Regions from separate parts of the Homo sapiens genome. Here region 1 is linked to region 2. The links are chromatin loops, found by intact Hi-C in ENCODE. Cell type or tissue: PC-9. All regions are shown on one strand.

Region 1 (8,000 bases), 73 kb before region 2:
AAAAATAAATAAAAAAGAAAAAGAATAAACAAAACCTCTGAGAAGTATGGGATTATGTAAAGAGGCCAAATCTATGAATCACTGGCATCCCTATAAGGGATGGGGAGAAAGCAAACAAGTTGAAAAGCATATCTTAGGATATCATCTATGAAAACTTCCCCAACCTTCTAGAGAGGCAAACAGTCAAAATCAGGAAATAGAACTCCTGCAAGATTCTCCACAAGAAGATCATGCCCAAAACACATAATTGTCAGATTTTCCAAGGTCAAAATAAAAGAATGTTAAAGGCAGCTAGAGAGAAAGGGCAGGTCACCTACAAAGGGAACCCCATCAGACAGTGCAACTCTCAGCTAAAACCCTACAACCCAGAAGAGAGTGGGGGCCTATACTCAACATTCTTAAAGAAAAACATCATCTTCAAGAATTTCATATCCAGCCAAACTAAGCTTCCTCAGTGAAGAAATAAGATCCTTTCCAGATAAGCAAATGTTGGGGGAATTCATTACCACCAGACCTGCCTTACAAGAGATCTTGAAAATAACACTAAATATAGAAAGGAAAGACTGCTACCAGCTCATACAAAGACACACAGACCAGTGTCACTGTAAAGCAAACAAGCCACCATAATAACCAATTAACAGCACAAAGACAGGATCAAATCCACACTTATCAATACTGGCCTTGAATGTAAGTGGGTTAAATGCTCAATTTAAGAGGCACAGAGTGGCAAGCTGGATAAAAAAGCAAGATCCAATGGTATGCTGTCTTCAAGAGACCCATCTCATGTGTAATGACACTCATAAGCTCAAAATAAAGGGGATGGAGGAAAACATACCAAGCAAATGGAAAACGGCAAAAAGCAGGGGTTACAATTCTAATTTCAGACAAAACAGATTTCAAACTAACAAAGATAAAGACAAAGTATATAATGGTAAAGGGTTCAATTCTACTAAGAGACATAGTTGTCCTAAATATATATGCACCAAACAGGAGCACCCAGATTCATAAAGCAAGTTCTTAGAGACCTACTATACAAAGAGACATAAAGTCTCCCACTATTATTCTGTGGGAGTCTAACATTCCACTGACAATATTAGATCATCAAGGCATAAAATTAATAGATATTTAGAACCTAAACTCAACATTGTACCAATGGATCTGATAGACCTTTAAAGAACTCTCCACTGGAAAGTAACAGAATATACACTCTCTCATCACCACATGACACATACTCTAAAATTGGCCACATAATTAAACATAAAACAATCCTCGGCAAATGTAAAAAGAATCAAAATCATACCAAACACTCTCTCGGACAACAGTACAATAAAAATAGAAGTCAAGACTATGAAAATCGCTCAAAACCATGCAATTACATGAAAATTAAACAATATGCTTCTGAATGACTTTTGGGTAAATAATGAAATTAAGGCAGAAATCAAGAAGTTCTTTGAATATCATGAAAATAAAGATACAACATACCAGAATCTCTGGGACACAGCTAAGAAAGTGTGGAGAGGGAAATTCATAGCACTAAATGCCCACATCAAGAAGTTAGAAAGATCTCAAACTAACAACCTAAATTAAATGGAAAGAATTAAAGAAGCAAGGATAAGTCAACCCCAAAGCTAGCAGAAGACAAGAAATAACAAAAATCAGAGCTGAACTGAAGGAAATTCAGAGACAAACCATTTAAAAAATCAACAAATCTAGGAGTTGTTTTTTAAAAAAAAATTAAAGTAGATAGGCCACTAAATAGACTAATAAAAAAATTAAGACAATTAGAAATGATGAAAGAGATATCACTGACCCCACAGAAATGAAAACAACCATCAGAAACTACTATAGAGACCTCTCCACACACAAACTAGAAAACCTAGAAGAGATGGACAGATTCCTGGACATATACACCCTCCCAAGACTGAGCCAGGAAGAAATTGGTTTCCTGAACAGACCAATAATGAGCTCCAAAATTGAATCAATAATAAATAGCCTACCAACCAACCAAAAAAAAAAAAAAAAAAACAAAAAACAAAAGCCCAGAGCCTGATGGATTCACAGCCAAATTCTACCAGATGTACAAAGAAGAGTTCATACCATTCCTACAGAAACTATTCCAAAAAAACTGGGTCGGTTGCAGGGCGAGGACTCCTCCCCCACTCATTCTATGAAGCCAGCATTATCTTGATACCAAAACTTGGCAGAGACACAACAAAAAAAAACATCAGGCCAATATCCTTGCTGAACATTGATGCAAACATTCTCAACAAAATACGTGCAAGCCGAATCCAGCAGCATACCTAAAAGCTAATCCACAACAGTCAAGTAGGCTTCATCTCTGGGATGCAAAGTTGGTTTAACATATGCAAATCAATAAATGTAATTCATCACATAAACAGAACTAAAGATGAAAAACACATGATTACCTCAATAAATGCAGAAACGGCTTTCAATAAAATTCAGTCTCAGCACTCTGGGAGGCCAAGGTAGGCAGATCGCCTAAGGTCAGGAGTTCAAGACCAGCCTGGCCACCATGGTGAAACCTTATCTCTACTAAGAATACAAAAATTAACTGGGCATGGTGGTTGCACCTGTAATCCAAGCTACTAGGGAGGCTGAGGCAGGAGAATTTCTTGAACCTGGGAGGTGGAGGTTGCAGTGAGCCAAGATTGCACCACTGCACTCCAGCCTGGGCAACAATGCAAGACTCCATCTCAAAAAAAAAAGAAAAAGAAAAAGAAAAACAAAAACGAAAAAAAAAAAGTTAAGAAAAAGAAAATAATGATCTTGTGGTTCATATTCTGATATTCTGGCACTCTTTCAGAGTGTAACAAGACCTTCTAATTAGACTTCATATAAACTCTCTACTTTTAAATATCTTCTTTTCTTTTTTTCTTTTTTTAACAAAGATTGGCAGAGTAGAGACATATCTTTAAGGGAGAATCTTCCTACTTAACTAATCATCTGTCCATCTGTCCATCCTATGCCTGTCTTCTTTCTCCTTTTTTTCCCTCAATATGACCACATATTGAACACCTACAACATGCAAAGCATTGTGCTAGGTTGATTCCTATTCCTATTTCCAAAAAGTCTTAGCTGCCCTCTTGGAATCAGCAAACAGCTACATATATAGGATTCTTGGAGTATCCTTTTTCCATTGCTTATAGAAACACACATATGCTTTGCTCCTTGGACTGCTAACCCCACTAAGGAAACACTGTCCCAGAGGGATAGTTCCTTTCCATATAGAAACAGTGATGCAGCACTGAGTAGGCACTCAGTAGTTACTGAATAAATTCATCAATAGCTGTGACAGCTTTCCCCTCTCCATGCCAAACTCCTAAGTAAGCTTTGAAAATCCTTCAAATTTACTTCTATTCCTTTCCATTCTACCATTTTTGAAATGGAAATACGTGAAGGAAAATGGATCCTGAATAATTTCAGCCCAAATTCCTGGAGGAAAATAGTAAGAAAAGGGAAATTGCTACTTATTTGGAGCTGCCCACAAGTTAAATTTTTATGATAAGATAAATTCTCATTATTTCAGCATTACCTCCTTCCTAGTAAAATTTATCATTGGTAGCTACCCTCATTTGCATTATTTAATATGCCCTGCTAGGATAATGTTATTTTTATTTTTTTTCACATGTCAAAACAGAGGCTTTGAAAAATTAAATAACTGGCCACCCAAAGAAGTCACTGGGTCAAAGATGGGGCTAGCATGGGGGTTTGAACAACCTGTTTAAGAAGGGACAGGTGCTGAATTAGTGGAATGTAAGAGTTGGCACTGAGCAATAGGCAAGCCCAAAAGAAAGAAGGCTGACTCACCAGGAAATGGAATTAGCACAAAAGGTCAACTTTCTCTCACAGATAAAGGAAAACTCACAAGTCATATCCCCGACAGGACAAAAACAAAGCCTAGACACTTCAGCAAAAACATAGCATGCCCAGAATATGACTTTTCTAGGAAAACTTTTGAATAACACTTACATATGGGAAAAATGTTTTAAAAACTGGGTACATATTGGGATAGAAAGAATATTCAGGTACGCATTAAGGATATTTCTAGATCTCTTGTCTCCTCTGGGTACAACTAGGTGTACAGAGAAAAATATTTTAGGAGTTTTCATTTCAAAATAAACAGAACAGGAAAATAAAGAATTCATTAAAAGAGTATAAAATTAATTTTAGTTGCAAAATAGTATGACTACCATTTAAACTAAGAAACAGCTCTTCTAGCGCTGCTACTACGGGTTCAATTCATTACAACTGATAAGATGTGGAGGACATGAAAGGGAGAGAAGGGTTGGACAGGAAAACCTTCAGGAAGATGGGGGAAAGCCACTAATAGTCATTGGTTCTAGCAGTCCATTAAAACATTTTCCAGCCTGCTTATTGAAGCTGTGGAAAAACTGGGGACTCATATTTCTCACTCTAGGATGTGGAAAGTTTAAATTACAAGAAGATGGAAAGGGAGGAAATGGCAAAAGGAAGGAACACCATGAGTTAGTTACAGCTAATCTCAATATATGGATATTTCTTAATTTAAGAAATGCAGGGAAAATCAAACAAAACGATGGGGATTATAACCAAACTGCCATGAATTTATGTACCAAAAAAGCTGAAAAAACAGGGCTTTCTTAAAGCTTATACAAATGAAGAGAAACATTAGACTGTGTACTTCATTATTATAATAAATACCCATTGAGCAGGCTGTCTACATAATGCATGTACATATAAGAGGGCAATAAAAAATCAACTGGGCAACTTTTTATTGTCCTCATATATACATAATGGGGCAAGTATAAGTCAATGGACCATTCTGAACATGCCCATATCTAATGAATTGGCAGCTATCACTTAGATATTAGAATTGCTACTATTCATTAAATGCTTCCCATGCTGTGGGCATATTTTAAGGAAATTTACATGTTATTTCATTGAATTCCTCTAGCAGCTCTGAAGTATTGTTACCCTCAGATAGATAGTAGATGAGAAAACTGAGGCTGAAAGAGAGTAATAACTCATCCAAGGACACATGGGTAGGAAATAGAGAAGCCAAGGCTTAAGCCTAAGGATAATTCTCTCAGAGTTCATGCTCTTTCTACTATGCCACACTCTTTCACCTCCATCTTACTCTGGGGTATGATGAGCTTGATGAGGTAGAGAAAGGCTTCTAATGACATGGAAACTAAAGGCAGTACTCCTCAGGAGAGAGGGCTAAATAAGAGTATTTAAGATGATAGCATGGAAAACAGACTGCATGTTGTAAACACCTAGTGCAACGCTTGGCATATTGTAGGTGTTCAATGTATGGTCATGTTGATGGAAAACAAAGAGGAGAAAGAAGGCAGGCATAGGATGGACAGATGGACAAATAGTTGGTTAAGTAGGAAGATTGTCCTTTTCCTTTGAAGTTTACAGGGATCTGTGTGAAAGCCAAAATTTCAAAGAAACGGAGGGAAGCATACACAGCTGAGGTTGTGCCAGAGCTAGGGTTCTTACAGGAGTGGAAGGACATCATCCCATCAGGACATGAAAGTTGGAGACATGGTCTCTAGGACTCCAAAGAGAAGGCATTTTTATCCCTTTGCTCATGCAAGATAGGCAAAGCATTTAAATATTTGGGATTAGAATATATTATATTCTATATATATATATTTTCTGTATGTGTGTGTATATATAAAATATATACTCTCCCAAACTTTTGAAATCCCAAATATGTTAAAAAAAATACATATATATATATAATATATATATGGCTATATATGTAGGGGAATAGGTATGTATATATATAGATAGGTATAGACACAGGCAATTGCAAGATATATATACCTATATATACACACACACCTTACAATTGCTTGTTTTGTCATTTACTTTTGTTAAACTTAAAGCTGTTTCTGTGTTAACTTGTTTGCAAGGATTAGTGTAAGAGAAGAAAGTGATTTTTTGGTTCCTTGTCTTTTCTCATGCCTACTGTAGGTCATGGTAGGCTTTTTTTTGTCAACATTACAATCTGAATTTTTAGCATCATATTGTAATAAGCTTTCCCTTGTTTTCCTGATACACTGAAAAAATTTAAGAGCATTCATGATGCTGTTGAATGTTTCTTTGAAGAAACAGATAACAGGGGCTGGGCGCAGTGGCTCATGCCTGTAATCCCAGCACTTTGGGAGGCTGAGGTGGGTGGATCACGAGGTCAGGAGATTGAGACCATCCTGGCTAACAAGGTGAAACTCTGTCTCTACTAAAAATACAAAAAACTTAGCCGGGCATGGTGGCGGGTGCCTGTAGTCCCAGCTACTTGGGAGGCTGAGGCAGGAGAATGGCATGAGCCCAGTAGGTGAAGCTTGCAGTGAGCAGAGATCAAGCCACTGCACTCCAGCCTGGGTGACGGAGCAAGACTCCATCTCCAAAAAAAAAAAAAAAAAAAAAAATTAAAATTAGAGAAAACCTGAAGTGTTTGGAGGTTTTGATCAGATGTATTCTCAAGTGGAGGGCTTCTATGAAATAGCATAGCTCTAGGAAGGGGCAGTTAAGCATGAAACCCTAGGTAGCATTAAATAGAAGGCAAAATAAAAGTTGCATGTTTTAAACCACATTTCTTAAAATATCTTAACATGTCTGAACCATGCCTAAGCCTATTTTATCAAAGTTACCACTAAAAAATTAGCTAAGTGTCTTCAATTTACATTTCAAACATTTCTAGAGTAAAACTCTTTTTGGTCACTTTCCTTGATGTATTGGTAGTAAATTATATTTTTTACAATATACATGTATTTCATGAGTTCTTATTAATATAAAAAGTAAGGCATCATTTTCACCCTTTCAGAAAAAAAAAAAAACAAAACACAAAAAACACAAAACCAAAGAGGAAATGTCACCATCCAAAGACAACAATCTTGATATTTCCTATAGGGCTTTGTGTGTGTCTTGGAATGGAGAAGGATGATAAGCTTCTATAGGATTCTCAGGCAGCCAAGATCAAGACATGTGCTCTTCTTGCTCTCTGGGACTCACTGCCTCTAAGAGAACTGTGGTCTAGGAAATCCACTGTGATGGCTGTATTATCTTAAGTCTGTAGTTCCAAAAAGACAATAGAAATTCTACCCACCCTACAAAGTAATAATCCCATCTCTAGAAAATCAGGCACAATGAAGTAATTCTTTAAATTACAGATAGTATATAAAATGACTTCAATTTTCCAAACAGTCTGCATGATTTTGCATATTCATAGCTCATAGATGACTCCATAGTGACCTGGCAGCAACCTCTCTCCTAATTGGGGCCTGATTCCCAGGTTCCAGGTCTCATTTTCATTCTAGAGAAGATTCCCGCACAAGATTGTTTTATACTTAAATCTAAGGAGACTCACAGGTTTTTGGTTTGCATTTCCTTTTCTAGACAGAGGCTACTGATTATATCCTGTACTAGAATAAGTTCCTGTATACCCTTTGATATGGTTTGTCTCTGTGTCCCCACCCAAATCTCACCTTGAATTGTAATAATCCCCACGTGTCATGGAAGGGACTTGGTGGGAGGTAATTAAATCATGGGGGCGGGTATTTCCTGTGCTGTTCTCATAATAGTGAATAAATCTCACGAGATCTGATGATTTTATAAAAGGGAGTTCCCCTCCACATGCGTTCTTGCCTGCTGCCATGTAAGACGTGACTTTGCTCCTCCTTTGCTTTCTGCCATGATTATGAGGCTTCCCCAGTGGAACTGTGAGTCAGTTAAACCTCTTTCCTTTAAAAATTACCCAGTCTCAGGTATGTATTAGCAGTGTGAGCATGGACTAATACAGTAAATTGGTACTGGTAGAGTGGGGTGCTGCTATAAAATTACCTGAAAATCTGGAACTGACTTTGGAACTGGGTAACAGGCAGAGGTTGGAACAGTTTGGAGGGCTCAGGAGAAGAAAGGAAAATGTGGGAAAGTTTGGAATTTTCTAGAGACTGTAGGGCTCAGAAGACAGGAAGATTTTGGAAAGTTTG
Region 2 (8,000 bases):
GAGAGACCAATATAGCCAGTTTTATTCAGTTATGAGATTTGGGTCAGTTTAGTTTTCTAATGCCAAAGCAAAGAGACAAATTGACCGCAAGATTCATTGCATCCAAATTAAGAAAAAATAAAAAATGAAAAAGTGGTTGCTCAGGCAAAGCACAGCTTTTCCTGATATCAAGAAAAATCTGATAAAAAGTGGATCAATCTAGCAAAGTTGTTTGGATACTAACTATAGCTGAAATAAGGTACATTCATGAAATGTTTGAAAAACTAAAAAGAACTTCATTATATGGCAGTACTTCATCATAAATTTCCAACATAACCTTGTACTAATAGCAGCTCATTTACTGAGCACTTACCTTACCAGGAACAGGGTTCACGGCTTATGTGGATGATCTCATTTTGTCCTCACAGCATCCTCCTCACAGAGGGTGGGTGCTATTATTAGCACCATTTTAAAGAGGAGGAATCTGAGTCCCAGAGGCCAAGTAGTTGGGCCAAAGTTGTAGGGCTACCAAGCAGAAAACCAGCTCCAGCATGCTAAACCACTTTCCAGCACAAGGCTGAACTTTTCCCTTCTCAAGTATTTGCAGTTCGTGCTACTGAGCCTACTCCTTGGACAGCGTCCCTCAGCTGCTTTTGCTTGCAATCGTTCTCATACCCGACTACACACATATTAGAATTACCTGGGAAGCTTTAAAAAACAAGCCTTTTGGCTCCACCCTAAGTAGCTCTGATTCAATCCATCTGGGGAGGGACTTGGTATCAGTATTTTTTTTTAAGTCACCTTAGGTTGTTGACCATTGAAGGTGAGGTAAACACCTGTTTATACTTAACGATAAATGAAGATTTGCAAAATAAGTGTCCTGTCAAATACATTGGGGGCTGGTGTGATTGCACAATGGTCCATTGTGCTGCTGCTCTTGGCTGGCCCTATTTTGGGCAGCTCTAATGAGAGTTGATACACTTATAACACCTCACTTTGTCAGCTTTGTGGCTTCAGTCACAATTCCGTGTTAACACAAAAAGTTTCGTTGACATTACATTACATTAATTTGTGGTCAGCCTTGAAAGACTCTTCTGATTATTTTTGCTATGTAACAAATCATCTCAAAACCTAGCGGCAGGTAACACCACCATTTCATCATGCTCACAGATTCTATGGGTCAGAAACTTGGACATCGCAAGGCAGGTGTGGTTTATCTGTGCTCCACAGTGTAGCAGCTCCAGCTGACTTGATTGTACTGGGCAGGAATTATCTGGAGGCTTCTTCATTTATAGATCTTGCCTGGGCTGGAATGACTTGAAGGCTGGCTGCAGCTGAGACTGTCAACTTTAACACCTTACACCTGGGCTCTCCACACGGCATGGCCTCTTCCTCATACCTTCTGAGCCTCAGGATAGTTAGGCTTTTCACCTGGCAGCTTGGGGCTCTGGGAGTGAATGTTTATTCCACCTGACATCCATGGTCTTTTCAGCTTCTTGGTTTTTTCTGTCCCTACTTTGGACAATTATTTTGCATAATTTCTGCTGAACTGTAGTGGTTAAAAACAGTCACAAATTTCCTCAAGAGGAGGAGACCAAAAGCCCCACAAGTGCTTTTTAGCCTCAAGGATAAAATCCATTATTACGTTTCCTTCAAAGTATATAATTACCATCTTAATAACTGTTTAAATATTTATTGAATAAACTGGTAGAGCCAATTCATTATATAGTTTATAATGGTTTTTATACCTGTTGGAAGATAAATACAACTGTATTTAAAGTGCACTTTGCGGTTGGGCGCGGCGGCTCACACCTGTAATCCCAGCACTTTGGGAGGCCAAGGCGGGCGGATCCCATGAGACCAGGAGTTCAAGACCAGCCTGGGAACATGGCAAAACCCCGTCTCTACTGAAAATACAAAAATGAGCCAGGCGTGTTGCCACGCACCCGTAATCCTCGCTACCTGGGAGACTGAGGCATCAGAATCGCTTGAACCCGGGAGGTGGAGGTTGCAGTGAGCCGAGATGGTGCCACTGCACTCCAGCCTGGGTGACAGAGTGAGACCCTGTCAAATAAATAAATAAATAAGTAGTGCATTTTGCAGTGCATGTACTGTTACAATCTAACTGAAGTATTTTATTGTTACCCCTGCTTAAAGCAGTATAGATGCATAACTATGTCTGTTTAACTTCATTCCATAGTGAGACAGAGACACTTGGTTTCAAACATTTTTCCTTGAATATTACTGTGCAAGTTGTGCTAAAACATAATAAAATAAATAAATAAATAAATAAATAAATAAAAAATAAACAAAGTGCCCTTTGCTTAGCAAAGAATGCATCTAATCAGGCTCATTCAGGGTGGTCAGAGCAGGTTGCTTATGGAGAAGAGATCCACGCCACACTCTGCTTTCAAACAGCTTTTCATCAATAGATAGCATTGCTTATAAATGGGGTCTGGGAAAAAATAATGGCCTCAGTCAAGCTAATCAATTTTTCTAGATAATAATCCAAAGTGAATGTTGTATAGTATTATTACTTACCAATGTCTGTGATAAGTACAGCCAAGTTTGGGGTTTTCTGGATACTTCTTTTAGTTTTCCTTTAATTTCCAGGGAGCAGGTTATAATTACAGGGCCTTTCAGTGATGTTTTAAGGATTATTTTCATCTCACTGCTGCGTTTCTTATAAAAATGGAAAGTCCCAGATTTGTATTGGCAGATTGGATTAAAATTCATCACTCGCTGCATTTTTTCCAGGTCTATTTCTTAATTACTTAAACTGATTTAGGTAATTAGTTGGCTCTGTACCAATCCTTTACTAAGTTTAGTTTGAGTTTTGTTTCAGTGTTGTCATAGGATGAATAATGGCCTCTTAAAGACAGCCAAGTCCTAATTCTCAGAACCAGTGAATATGGGTACCTTGCTTTGTAAAAGAGACTTTGCACGTGTGATTAAGTTACAGATCTTGAGGTGAGAGATTATCCTGGGTTGTTGGGTTGGGCCAATGTAATCACAAGAGTCTTTATAGGAGGGAGGCAGGAGATCAGAGTGACTCACAGCAGATAGAGGCAAGAGGTTGGGATGACATGAGAATGAGGTCAAGAGCCACAGAATGCAGATGGCCTGAGAAGCTGATGGAGGCAAGAAAAGAGATTCTTCCCACGTCCCAGAAGGAACCAGCCCTGCCAGCACCTTGACAGTAGCCCAGGGAGACTGATTTTGGATTTCTGACTTCCAGAACTATAAGAGAAAAAATTCTCATTGTTTTAAACCATTCAGTTTATGGTAATTTGTCACAGTAGCCATAGGAAACTAATACAAACATTGACGTCATTCAAGACATACAGCTGTACATTTCATTTGATTGGTTGAACTATTGGGGTTAATATTTATTCCTACACCAAGTATCTAAGTTTACTTCATTGCTGTCAAAATGCAAACTACTGTTGGCTTAGATTTTATTGATGACTTGAGAAAATGTTATATATGTTCATCTATAAGGAAACCACTAAGTTAAAATTCAGAATTAAAAATCAGATAGAGTGGCTAGTCATCTTACTAAAGGTTGTTTTGTTTAGGCAAATTTGCTGCATGAGTCATAAATATCATGGAGCCACACTAAAACATTTCAAAAGTGAGTCAACTTACAAAACTGCAATTTGCTTCCAAACTCTTCAAGGACATCTATTGCATAAAGAAATCAAGCAAGGAAGTAAGTAATGAATGTAATGAACATAATGAATACTTAAAATCCATTCAAATTCTCTTAAAAAATTTTTTTAAGCGCAAAGGGCTGTAAAATAGGCTTGGCATTATTAGCCAAACCCTTTTCCTTAGATTCTCCATTTGTGCCCAAATGTACCGAGTTATTGTAAAAATAAAATAGATAAATTATGTGGCGGTGCCTAGATTAGTATCTGGCACATGGTAGGTGTACAATAAATATCAGCTGAGTGTGAATGGAAGGGGTGTTGGCAGCTGCGTAGCAGCAGATCTTGTTCATTGGCAGGTGATGGATGCCACCTCCAGCTTAGAACTGAGAGAATGCCTTTTCCTCCCTTTCAGTAAAAAAGAGGATAGAAAAGGTCCCTTCACTCTGGCCCTGTGCCAGGGCCTCCAGTTATTAATATTAGTACAGTAAATAACTAGTGTCTGCATGACATGTTTTCAGGCTGTCACATCTTAACAATGTTAGAGAATCTGTGAACAAGAAGTGAATTTTGAAGTACTTAATATGTGTTTTACTTCAGAGTTCCCTTAACAGCAAGACAACAGATCTAAGAACAAGTGGTTATTTTAGTAGATCACTTTTGTTCAGCATTTAGGCAAATACCTGATTGATTAATTGCTCTTTCTCTCTTCTTTTTGTCAGTTAAATGTTAGTAAAACATTCTCTCTCAAAGTGATGTGGAGTGTATTGTAAGCGGACTTACTGTCATTGACTGTACACATGAGCTGTTCCAGAATTTAGCTACATGGCTGAGAAGCCATGAGTAAAGAATAGGAAACACTTTTTTTTTTTTTTTTTTTTTGAGACTAGGTATCCCTCTGTCACCCAGGCTGGAGGAGTGCAGTGGCACGATCACAACTCCACTGCAGCCTTGACCTCCTGGGCCCAAGGGATCTTTCCACCTCAGCCTCCTGAGTAACTGGGACTACAGGAGTACCCCACCACATCCAGCTAACTGTTTATTTTTTGTAGAAACAAGGTCGAGGCTGCAGTGAGCCATGATCGTGCCACTGCCTGGGTGACTGTGAGACTCTGTCTCAGTGTGTGACCCCCAAATGCAGTAAAGCTCTCTTTCCAATCTGAAACTATATAAATCAATGTTTTAAGCTAGTTGTCCTTTCCAACATAGTATAAATTATTTTTGTAGAGGAGTGATTCTCAACCAAGGGAAATTTTGTCTCCTAGGGGACATTTGACAATGTTTGGAGACATTTATGTTTGTCACAACTGGGGGTGGAGTGCTACCAGCATCTAGTGCGGTGAGTCCAGAGATGCTGCTAAACAACCTTCTGTGCACAGGACAGCCCCTGCAACAATGACCCCAAACATCAGTAGTGCCAAGGCTGCGAAACCCACGAATAAGCTCATGTAGGGAATGACATGGGTTAGGGAAGGGAGCTTGTTATGAGCGAAAGCTAGCAGTTGTGTTCCCTGTGAACATTTTGCTAGTTGCCTAGCTGCAATTTCGCAATGTCGATTATTACTTAAGAGGAAGTAAAGCATGCTCAGACTGAGTGGGAGATGCAGATGTAAACTTTCTTAACTATGATAAGGTTCCTCTGCCAAGGACACTTAGAAATATGATTTGTGCATTTACAGAAATACAAAACATTTAAATGATCCATCTTCTCAGTTTTACTTTATTTCTGAAGAAAGCACTTGCATGAAATTCTATTCTTTTGCTATTCTTAGGCATAGCAAAAGAATTCTTTGATGGGAACTCCTCACCATACCAGGAAATGTATTCACAGTGGAAAGCCCTACATACTTTCTTGTGGAGGCTCAAGTCCACCCACACTAGGCAAGGCATTGCCTATAAATGCTCAATATTCAAAAGCGTAGGCCAGTAGTTGGGTCACCACCTGGGAGCTTGTTAACAGTGCAGAATCTCAGGCCCTACCCGGACCTACAGAATCAGAGTCTGCATTGTAACAAGATTCTTCAGGGATTCCCACACATGTTCAAGATCAAGAAGTACCGGAATGATCTTCATTCCATGGTAATAAAGCCCTAATATTTGAGATTGCAAATAAAATGGATTTTATTCTTATCAAAATATGTGGGGATTTGTTTATGACGAGCAATGCTGGATTGGGAAAGTTGGTTTACCTCTTAAGCTTCAGTACTGTCATTTCTATAAAGAAGGAGCGAAGATGAGAAGATCTCTAACTTCTTTTCTCACATTGTAGGGAATATCATGTTTTTTTTTTTTCCAGTGTAAACACAATCCATACAGTCTGGGTTGTCCTGCTGAGGGTAAATGTGAAAACCAGAGGGTCTCTGGCCAGTAGATGCCAGAGGTGCACAGAGCTATGTTAATAAACAGTAACTGAATTCTTATGCAATTCCACCTCCAACCTCGAAACTGAGCCTACTGAAGGGGTGTGCCCCTTGGTTGGCACTTGGGCCAATTCTTTGCATTGGCATTCTCTGCCTCAATGTTTGGCTGAACATTGTGTATAAATTAACCCATTACTCAGAACCAGCACAGTCTGCAGAAGTGGGCTCTGCCTGGGAGTGCCAAGGGGTACTGGGCCATGCCCACTGCTCCTGGCCCCTGGCCACCTCACTCGAGTGTTGAAGTAGAGGTTGTCCAGCTACATTCTAGCAAACACTGTCTGAATATAGACAGGCTGGGTGTGGGAGGATCTTATAGGACAGCTCACAAAGATAAAATGTGATCTACAGTTCAACTTGTTTCAAAAACTACCTCTGGCAAGTGATTTCGGGAGATAGTACTTTTGCTTTTTTTGGTGCATTCAAGAGACTGCCTTAGTTTGAATGCTGTAATTATTTCCCACTGCACACATATATCAAAACCTCACATTGTACACTTTAAATATATATAATTTTTGCTTGTTAATTATACCTCAATAATTATACCTCCAAGCTGGAAAAACATACATATTTGGATATTAGACTACATGTGAGGATACAAAAATGCTTCATTATATATAACCTAATATTTTAAATAAAATATTTGGTTGCCCAAAATTTACAAACACATGCAAAATAGAAAAGAGCAAGAGACTGCAAGATCACACTTGCAAGCCAAATCACAGACTCCACCACACCTCTGTTCCTATAAAATAATGGAGGGACCTTGAAAGTTACTTTTCCTTTGAAAAAGATGGAGTAATTAAAGTAGAAAAATAAAAGTTATTTTTACTATAAACTTACTATATTTACTAAACTTACTATATTTACTTACTATAAACTTACTGAACTTATTATATTTTCCTATACTAGGGTATAGGAAAAATATGTTTACTATTGTATAGGTTGCCAGTGTAAACTGCTCTATGATCTAAAGTTGTGAATAATGCCACATTTCTTTGTTTACCAAGTCAAATTAGAACTAGGCCCAGCTGCCAACCATCAAGTGGCAGAAACTCCGGATTACTTTCTCTCTCTGGTCATTCAATAATTTGGAAGGCTTGAGCCTTGCCTCTGGCAGATGGTGAGGTTGGAGGCCTGGGGTTGGTGTCCAAACTGGTGGCTACTGCAGACCCCGTGCTGCTCCTCATGTCAGGCTCTGCTCACACTGGTTCACTGCCATTGCAGTCCCACATAAGTTCAGCTTCCTGCCTGGCCAGGGCAGCCCTCCACTGATGGATTCACTCCATGGTGAGGTTACTCCATTCCCACTGTCCCATTAGGAAGAGTTTGGACCTTAGACATAGAAAAGACTAGCCCTTCCACCTCCTAGAAGGAGAATGTTTCTCTTCCATACCTGGCTAAAGAGCCACAGGGTTCACTCCTCCTGCCCCTCCATGAAGGGCACCCACAGAAGAGACACATACAGGTTAAGTTTCCAGCCGGTCAGCCTGCTTTACTGAGTATGTTAACTTTATAACACTTTCTTATATCTAATTAGAGATAGAACTGATATTTGAGTCAACCAAGGAACTTAAAAAATGCAGATGGATCTCTGCTGGAGCAAAGCTGTGTTTTTTAAAGCTCTGTGTGTGTTTCCAGTGATCTGCTGGCTTGGGAATCACTGGAGAAAAGAAAAGCACATACTTAGGAGTCAAATAGCCCAGGATTGTGATTCAGCTCTGCCACTCACTGTTCCTGTGAACTTGGGCAAAAAATCACCTCTCTGAAACTGTAATTATTATTATTTAATTTGTAAAATATGTTTAAAAAAAGAATCTCAGTCTTTCTTCTATCACAACGGTAAAAATTATAAAGCAGTCATTACTACTTGATGAATTTTTAAGCACTGTATTGGGAATTTGCTTTGTTACAATCTAAACTGTTTGGAGAGCAATTGGCAGTTATTTTTAGA

What was found. Peaks named below come from ENCODE experiments on the same cell type or tissue, not always from the same donor. Only the 100,000 strongest peaks of a DNase experiment are listed, where the experiment ranks them.
Region 1: a loop joins it to region 2, with 2.9 times the contacts of the local background. A loop is called at or near these places in 4 of 110 quality-filtered maps.

What each region holds. Positions count from the first base shown.
Region 1 is chr7:17,440,710-17,448,709 of GRCh38, reverse strand. The region is part of intron 1 of LINC02888 (long intergenic non-protein coding RNA 2888); the gene reads right to left. The region is part of intron 4 of LOC105375172 (a long non-coding RNA gene); the gene reads left to right. Among named protein-coding and RNA genes, the nearest start is that of LINC02888, 70 kb to the right of the region's middle. In PC-9, no CTCF peak of the experiment used is centred here; DNase peaks (open chromatin) are centred at 89, 481 and 3,839; H3K4me3 peaks cover 414 bases; H3K27ac peaks cover 1,470 bases.
Region 2 is chr7:17,367,408-17,375,407 of GRCh38, reverse strand. LINC02888 (long intergenic non-protein coding RNA 2888) reads right to left here and starts at 491. Exons shown (of 3, transcript NR_110015.1): 1 at 353-491. LOC105375171 (a long non-coding RNA gene) reads left to right here and starts at 3,562. Exons shown (of 4, transcript XR_927074.3): 1 at 3,562-3,691. RefSeq lists an enhancer at 2,749-3,948. In PC-9, no CTCF peak of the experiment used is centred here; DNase peaks (open chromatin) are centred at 3,027, 3,607 and 5,177; H3K4me3 peaks cover 418 bases; H3K27ac peaks cover 3,538 bases.